Linked DNA regions of Homo sapiens: region 1 is linked to region 2. A link is a contact called in ENCODE Hi-C or POLR2A ChIA-PET data. All regions are on one chromosome and are shown on one strand. The core of a region is the stretch at or near the end of the contact, and the rest is flanking DNA. Distances in the headings are between cores, read along the strand shown.

Region 1 (4,563 bases), core at 913-3,412, 89 kb after region 2:
GGTGAAGTTTGTTTCAAATTATAGATTTCTGGATTTCCAACATTCATAATTTATGGAAGAAATAGATGCCTCATCACATAAATTAACTTTATCCTGACTCATCTGTGTCCTAATATGATTGTTGGTTTGTTAATAAGACTTTTTAATATCCTCATTAATTTATGTGTTCAATGTTTATTCCTTAAGCATTTATTGGTTGTACCGAAGGCACAAAACAATGTGTAAGGCCCTGAATGTGCTGTATAGTATAATTCAATCTCATTTCTTTCCTCAAAAAGTTTGTTTTCTAGTAGAAGAGTTGAGTTATGCACTAATAATATAATTTAAGGTCCAAACAGTTTTTTTTTATAAATAAAACAAACTTTAGAGAGGAGCATATGCCATGGAAATTCAATTAGATAACATTAGATTGTGATACCAATGTTATGACTTGTGCTCTCACTATTTGCTTTTCAATGAATGTGTTACCTGAGTCACTTTTCCATTCAATTATATTATTTTTAGAAAAACTTATTTTATTAAAATAATTATGAATATTGAATTAATGTAAATGTATTGTTATTAGCAAATGTAAGCTATACTGTTTACTGCAGGATATATCTAACATTAGCTATCCTTAATCTCTGCTTAATTTAACTTGATTTCTTTAAACTCAGACTTTAATAGAACATAAATTGTTGAATCATCCTGAACCTCTTCTTTAAAATTAAAATACCTTATAGGGGATATACAGGGCCTGGCTCCAAAGATGTAGATCACCAGCAGTCCTGGAGGGTGTTTGTTCTTCAGCCTTAAAGAGATCTCCTTAGGAGAATTGCTTATTTGATATTGCTATTGGAATTCTCATTTATTTAGAAATGTTTTGATGGATTGGATCAAATTAAAAGACCAAGTCAACATATGCACAATTATCTTAAATATTATGAAATCTGATTGACTTATGGTCAGTGCTGATAGAAGAGAGAAAACAAATATAAAGTTACAAATTCACTGAAGTCATTCCGGATGCATGTTTTTTGACATGATCTTTAGAAAATCCTTTTGTAATTTTTTGATTTACTTTATTCTGAGGAATTGCAGAGAAATGGTTTCTATTGCCAATAGATGTAATCTTTAAGTGCCTCATAATTTTCCTGAGTACTTGAAATATTTTTTCAGTAATACTGATAAAGCTGTGGCTAAATAACTAAAGAGATTATAAACTGAAAGATGCAATTAGTCTCCTTAATAAGATCTGTTTTAAGATAAATTCCTTCAGGACTGATGACAGACAAAATAGATTTGGGGGTTTTGTGTTTTCCTTTAACCTTCCATTTTGATGGTTCACTGTTGTCACTGTTATCTCAGATTGGCCAAAGCTATAGCTATAATGTCCATTTTTGTTAGTTGGAACCTTTTCAGCTTCATATTCCTTTGCAAATCTTTTCTATTCTATTTCCTTCAGAGTCTTGTTATCTGAATTATGTCCAAATTTTTAAAGATGTTAGTGATTTGAAATACTACCCTTCCAAGAGGGCACATTAACCTTTAACAAGAGTTCTTAATTCTTGAATCCATAAAAGTGAATGTTGGTTATTGTAGATAAAGTAGCAGACCAAGAGGAGGTATTTGGGTGCAGAAAGGTCTTTGAGTGCCTATGGAATCTCTTTGGTCATTTCTGGATTTAAATGGGCCTCATCTGCAGTTTCTCAGATATAAAATTTTACGAGGTTTGTTTTCTAATCACAAAATCCTCAATCACTATGTGAAAAGTTGAGTTTATTGGAAAGTTATCTTAAAAAGTACAAATTTTCCCTCTTTTCAGAGATGTATATTCAGCAACAAAGTTCCATGATTTGACACAGTTGATTTTAGGGGCTGAGAACTTATAGTTTTGCTGTTATTAAAGAAAGCACAGAAAGCATGTCTATTTCCTGCTACAGTCCTTACTTCCTATTCTAGTTATGAAAAGGAGATGCTAGAAACTGCTGTAAATAATCTGTCTTCAACTTCTGCCAAGAAAGGAATGTCAAGAAAGGAATTCTGGAGATCATCTGGAATTTGTCTGACTGATAATATAGTGCAGAGCAGTTCTAAAAATAAAGACAGGATTGTTGTCCATGAGGAGCAGCGTATTTCATCATTGTTTTTCAGTTGTAGCCTTGTCCCTTGTGTGGTGGTTTCTGTTTCTCAGAACAAGCTAAGAAGAGCAGTTCTGTTCCTGTGTTCTGGGAATGCTTGAGTATGGAGTCTGTGTTTTTAAAAAGAATATTGGCTCATATAAGGAGTCTATGTTCTGCAATTGTAATTTTTTATGCAAGTAAGAGGGACTAGCACCCACAGGAATTAAGCCTGAGAAATGGGATAGAAATGCCACTGTCCAATAAAGAGAAGTGCTTTTTAATTTTAATTTTAATTTATTTATTTGTTTGAGACGGAGGCTTGCTCTGTCGTCCAGGCTGGAGTGAAGTGGCATGACCTTGGCTCATTGCTGTGTTAAAGCGATTCTCCTGCCTCAGCCTCCCGAGTAGCTGGGATTACAGGCGCGAGCCACCATACCTGGCTCATTTTTTGTATTTTTAGTAGAGACAGGATTCACTATGTTGGCCAGGCTGGTCTTGAACTCCTGACCCCAAGTGATCCCTCTGCCTCGGCCTCCCAAACGGCTGCGATTATAGGCATGAGCCACTGTGCACAGTCAGAAGTGCTTTTTTATTGATATTATTTTGAACCACCGCACCCAGTCAGCAGTGCTTTTTTATTGATATTATATTGGTCTTCTGAACAGAAAACATAACAGCATTACTAAACAGGGGGTCTGATTTGTTATCTTGTTTTTGCTTGATTGGGAAAGTCAACATAGATTTTATGGCAGCAGGAAATTTTAGTTATCTATTCATACCCAAGGTTATCAGACTTTGAGACAATGCTCACTTTTCCTGTGCTTATCTGAATTTACTTTAATCAAATAAGGATCCTACAGTACATAATCTTAAAATATACCCTGAAATACAGTGCAGAAGTTTCCTAAGAACTTGGTAGCTGTACACGCTATAGTTAATAGATTTTCTCTGAGATCTATTGAAGTATGGAGAAGACCTCAAGGTTATTACTAATCTTATAATTTACTTCACATTGTAATTTTAGATCTATAGCTTGGTAATCTTTTTTTTTTTTCTTTTTTAGATACTAGCTCAGTCATGTACTGAAATCCTAGAATTGCAGCCCTCAAGTGTCTGTGTGGGGGGTAAGTGTTTAGAATTTAAAAATACCATGTAAGAAATTGTATTTTTTTCCTAGCTAAAATATATGATATGAAACTCATGTTGGAAAAAGAATAGCAAAATTAACTTTTTTGGCATCTTTTTTGTGTAAGAATTTTTAAATAATTCCTTGAAATATTTCTATTTTAAATTCAAATTTTTAAGATTGGAATGTTATTTTAAATAATGAGCATATTGTGTGACAGGCTTTTAGAATCTTCTGTATATTTAGTTCACGCTTGAGACCTTTCCTATGGCAAATAAAATAAAATATGAAATTGTTTCTTTTGTCTGATTATACAAACAGTCAGGTATATGTAGACTTTGAGCTCCATGCTTTGATGACCTGGACAAAGTACAGAATCTGCCAGCTCAGGGCACATAAGGAAGTGACTTATGGACGGATTGCAGGAAGGAAGCAGGTGGCTTTATCAGCTGGTGCTAAGCACATACTCAGGTTTTCACACCTCCCAGCCATCCTTGCCCAGACAGAGTGTGATTCTCTCTGGCCTATTTTGTTTCTTTTTCAAGCCTGACCTACAGTTCATTTTAACCTGACTTTACTTTAAAAAGGAAAAATATTGGGTCTGGTGGGGGAGAAAATATGTTGTGTAATGTACCATAGAGCCTCTCAGCCAGTTGTGCATGGTCTCACATTCTGCATCTTCTAGATTCCCTAATGAATGAATATGGAGATGTTTAAGGAAAGTAGTGCATCTGAACTTCCCAGGGAAGGATTATCTTCCCTAACAGTGAAGGTTAATACATTTCTAGAGATAACAAAGAAAAATAAATGGAAAAATAATATTAAAATAGTAGCTGTTGTTTATTAAACTCCAATTTTGTGCTGAGGGTATACTGGGTTGTTTGCATTTATAATTTTACCTAATCCTTATAACAACACTATTGAAAGTTTTATACATCCCTGGTTTACAGATGGGGAAGCTGAGGCAGAGACAGGTTCAGTACTTGCTACTAGTAATTACCCTGTTTGACCCTTTCCTGTCTGACTTGAATGCCCATACTCTTACCGAATCACATTTTACCTGCACTTTATTTTAACTTGCAAGTGAAATTCCTTTCATAACATAGTAAATGAAAAGTGGGTTGGCAGTAGTTTCTTGCATAGTTAATGACTATATTATACTTGTATTATGTTAGATATGAGAAGTTTTAGAGGACTGGTAATGTTAAATTAAAATAGAGAACAGGCCTGAAGAAGCCTTAAGCAGGCAAAAACACTTAGGCCTCGTAAGTAGCCTTAACCTTATTTGATTTACAAATATAATTGGAATTTAATTTGAACTATTTATTGTCAATG
Region 2 (4,613 bases), core at 1,627-4,126:
AGTTTTTCTAATTATTTGGAAATGTAGACATTCAGAAGTTGTCATAGCTATAAATACTGATAATTTAAGAAAACAATAATTGCTCTGATGACCTTAGTTATAAGAATAAATATTCCTACTAATAATAACCACTGCTACATTTATTGAGCACTTGTTATGTTCTAGACATTGTTCACAACATTTTCCATGCATTAGCTCATTAATCACAACAACCCTGAGGTAGGTACTACTATTATTCCCATTTTAAAGATAGGAAAACTGAGGTACTGAAACGTTAACTACCTTGCTCTGGGTTACATGGCTAGTGAGTATTAAAGCTGTAATGTGAACAGTTACTCTAACTCTAAAACCAGTACTCTTAATCACCAGGCTAATTATATTCTACTTTCTTCAGTTTTTATTTTTCATTTTCTGTTTTTTTCATCAGTCTCTCCAAATTCTCTTTCTTGCTCATCCTCTCTCTTTACCTGTACTATCACCATCCCCATTCATTTTGCGGGTATCCGTTGCTGTTCATCCTCCCCTTCTCATCCTCTCTTTCTTTCTCATCACACTACCTCTTCTGTCTAGAATTTCATCTTCCAAAGTCTTCTTCATGTAAAAAATATTTCACTAAACAAATACAAGTGTTTGTACCTGAGGTTTTAATTGGAGGCTTTGAAGAAAATAACAGGTTAGAATTGAGAGATTGTAGGTTCTAACATTAAGAGAAATGAGGGAGGAGACATTTTACCAACATTTGAGTTGAAGCTTCATCCAAAGGTATTTAAGGCATTGAGTTTCAATGGATATCCAATGTTCTGGCCCCTAATGTCTTTTCTCTTCACTGTTTGATTTCTCCAGGAGAATTAGGTGGCTGGTGTGGGGTGGGGGTAGGGGCAGGTAAGGAGAAGCAAAAATAAATACATAACAAGGCAGGATACAGAGGTGATTCACTAACTGTCAGGAAGTTTAAAGTGTGAACAAGACTGCCAGTAGGAAGTGAGTCACTAACAGGCAACCCAGGGGAAATCTCCCAAGAGAGAAGAGAAAAGTTAGTTGAAAGAGAGTTGACTGTTGGGAAAGTTATTAAAGTAAGGTCTTCAGTAGACACAGTAACTTGGAGGTTTGATGTATAACAGGGAGAGGCTATCTGATCCCTGATAGCTCCCTTGTTCATGCCGGAGTTTTTTTTTTTTTTTTTTTTTTTTTTTTTTTTTTTTTTAGTATTTATTTATTTATTATTTTTAGTAATTCTTTTCCTTCTTTTAAAATAAAAATAAGCTGTAAGAAATAAAGTTAATATTTATCCAGAAGTCTTATGCACTAGGTACTTTATATAAATCATTTTATCTTAAAAATAACTCTGTGAAGCAGACACAAATATTATCTGTATTTTCCAGATAGGAAAACTGAGAAGTTAAGTATCTTGCCCAAGAATACACAGGAAAGGATGTGGCAGATACAATATTAAACAAGACATCAGGCTCCAGAGTCTACCAGACCAACCACTTTGCAATATTGCCTCTCATTATTAATAAATGACTAATTTCTTAGTGAAGGCATGAGTAGATAAGGCTCTTTTTTCTCCTCATTTATAGAAAAACTCAGAGAAAGAATGAGACAGAGCGACTAGAAAGGAGGAGGAAGGAAGGTGAGAGAGAGTGACAATTGAACAAAAGAAAAGAGTGATGACACAAAAAATAACAATAGTCAATAACATTTTTATGTGTTTCTTCTGTTTCTGTGCCAGAAACTTTGTTAGGCAACTTGTATACATTACTTTATTAATCACTCCAAGCACTTCATATGTGGATGCTTTTATTTTACCTCCTTATATTTATGAAGATGTTGGCATGGAAAGTTAAGCAAATTGCCCAACATTATGTAGCTAATATATGACAGAGCTGGGCTTTGAACCCAGGCCCGGGGATCCTTTTCCTCAACCACATTACTGAGCAGACTGAAAAGAAACTCCTAATGATGACTGGGGTGAGGCTAGTCCTCTGTAAAGTTACCAAATTGATCATTGTTGGGGTCTTCAATTTTTTGTCCCCGTTTAATAATTATAGTCTAGATGATCTGAACCCCTCCTCCCTAAATTGTTATTGAGAACCACATGGTCAAGCTTAGATTAGGAGACAGTATGGAGAGCAGCTGTTAAAATTCCAGCAGTGGGGTCTTCAATTTTGTAATATTTGATAGCCTTAATGGCTGTTCTCCCCTCCTTTCTGCCCCATGAGTGGGTAGCAGAAATTCCTGAATGAGAACTGCAAGCTAAGAGTCAGGAGGACTGCTCAGCTGGAGGGTGGGCAATAAAACCCAGTATAACACAGCATGAAAATAGTTTTTGGGGAAAAGAGATGTTGGAAATATACAAGCTTCAAAGCCTAGAGAGAAGAAAATTCAGATTTTTTGGGGGGCAGGAAACAGTAGCTGATAGTAGATGTGGTTATGATGTCACCAGGACTTCACCCAAATTAGCTCTTCATGACTTTACCTAGTGCCGCAGATGAAAGGAAATTAGATTCTCAAAGACTCAGGAGGATTAGAAGCTGAAGGCACTATTTTATTCTAAGCTGGAGATAGAAACAAGATAGGTCAGACCACAAGGGTCTGAAACCAGACTTCACAGGCTAGACTAAGGCCTGTTAGTTGAAAAAGCAATACCCCTGGCAGGGAAAAGCAGAATTTTCCGAATCTTGTAGAGGCTTGGGTCATATGCAGTGGTTTGCATCTGTTGACCACTCAGGATCCCGGTTACAAATACCTTCAAGGCAAATTATCCTCAGATGTCAGCAACATTTATTCATTTGTTCATCAAACATTCATGTTCTTGTAACGTGCCAGCCATGGTGCTAGGTGCTGGGTATATAGTAGAAAATGAAATAAATGTAACCTCTGCTCTCATGAAGTTTGCCATCTGGTGGAGAAGCCAGCAATTGAACAGATAAATACACAAAAACAAGTTTCAAGTTATAGAGAAATGAAGGAAAAGTGAAAAGTGCTTTGAGGAGAAGAAAGGCAGGGACATTGTACTGGACACAGAGATGAGCTATGCAGATCTTCCTTCAAGAAAAGACTTTCTGAGAATTTTTGCCTCTATGGTTATCAGTGACAGTGACCTGTAAGTTTCTTTTTCTGTTGAGTCATTATCTGGCTTTGTTATCAGGGTAATGCTAGCTACATAGAATGAATTTATGAAAGTATTCCCTCCTCTTTAATTTTTTTGAGAGTTTGATTCATTATTCAAATGTTTGGTAGAGTTCAGCAGTAAGCCATCAGGTCCTCAGCTTTTCTTGGATGGGAGACTTATGGCTTTTATTCTACTACTCATTGCTGGCTTGTTGAGGTTTTCTCTTGCTTCATATTTCAATCTTGGTAGGTTTTATGTGTTTAGGAATTTATCCATTTCTTCTAGGTTTTCCAATTTGTTGGCATATAGTTAGTTGCTCACACTAGTCTTGAATTATTCTTTGTATGTCTGAGGTCTCAGTTGTTATCTCTCCTTTTTTGTTTGTGTTTTTATATATTTATTTGGATCTTCTCTCTTTTTCTTTGTGTAACTAAACATTTGTTGAATTTTTAATCTTTACAAAAAAACAACATTTTGTTTTGTTGATATTCTGTATTTTTTTTGTCTCAGTTTTACTTATTTCTACTCTGGTCCTCATTATTTCTTTCTTTCTACTAATTTTGGGTTTGGTTTGTTCTTGCTTTTCTAGTTCCTTGAGATGTGTTTTTAGGTTGTTTATTTCTCCTTTTATGATATAGGTGTTTATTGCTTTAAACTTCTCTCTTAATACTGCTTTTGCTGTGCCTCATAGATTTTGATATGTTGTATTTTCATTTTCATTTGTTTCATTCTTAATTTCTTCATTGATCCATTGATCAATGCAGAGCATGTTGTTTAATTTGTACATGTTTGTGCATTTTCCAAGGTTTCTCTTGTTATTAATTTCTAGTTTTATTCTATTGTGGTAGTAAAGATGCTTGATATGATTTCTATTATTTTGAATTTGTTCAGACTTGTCTTGTGGCTTAAGATATAGTCTACTGTGAAGAATGTTCCATGCACTAGTGGAAAGAATGTATTTTTTTCAGCAGTTGAGCAAAATATTATGTAAATATCACTTGGGTCTATTAGACCTATTGTGCAGTATAGTTCCACTGGTTCTTCGTTGATTTTCTGTCTGGATGATGTTCCCATTACTGACAGTGTGGTGTAAAAGTCCCTTACTATTTTTGTATTGCATTCTATCTTTCCCTTTAGATCTTTTAATACTTGCTGTATATACCTGGGAGCTCTGGTGTTGGGTGAATATATACTTATAATTGTTATAATTTCTCTTGCTGAATTGACCCCTTTATCATTATACAGTGACTTTCTTGTCTCTTTTTACATTCTTAGATTTGTAGTCTGTTTTATCTGATATAAACATAGCTATTCTTGATCGTTTTTGGTTTTCACTTGCATGGAATATATTTTCCTACCCCCTCACTTTCAATCTATGTGCATTTTTGTAGGTAAAGTGGGTTTCTTGAAGGCAGCATATAGTTGGGTCTTGATTTTTTTATATTCAGCCAATCTATGCATTTTACATGGAGATTTCAGACCATTTACATTCTATGTT

Evidence for each region. A loop is a pair of places that touch in the nucleus more often than their neighbours do. ChIA-PET counts read pairs that join two places held with the same protein, here RNA polymerase II (POLR2A). Pooled maps may share reads with other maps.
Region 1: a loop to region 2 is called in a pooled map, with 2.1 times the contacts of the local background. The contact joins two enhancer-like sites. A Hi-C loop is called at or near these places in 2 of 50 pooled maps. POLR2A ChIA-PET finds 5 or more read pairs at or near these places in 2 of 52 experiments (activated T-cell and activated naive CD4-positive, alpha-beta T cell).

What each region holds. Positions count from the first base shown.
Region 1 is chr4:80,034,635-80,039,197 of GRCh38, reverse strand. ANTXR2 (ANTXR cell adhesion molecule 2) reads left to right here. Exons shown (of 17, transcript NM_058172.6): 8 at 3,166-3,226. Among named protein-coding and RNA genes, the nearest start is that of ANTXR2, 36 kb to the left of the region's middle. Within about 2 kb of position 2,162, at least 6 of the 41 ENCODE cell types and tissues checked have a DNase peak (open chromatin) inside an H3K27ac peak, as active enhancers do.
Region 2 is chr4:80,123,879-80,128,491 of GRCh38, reverse strand. No RefSeq gene overlaps it. Among named protein-coding and RNA genes, the nearest start is that of ANTXR2, 53 kb to the right of the region's middle. RefSeq lists a cis regulatory region at 890-1,027. Within about 2 kb of position 2,876, at least 3 of the 41 ENCODE cell types and tissues checked have a DNase peak (open chromatin) inside an H3K27ac peak, as active enhancers do.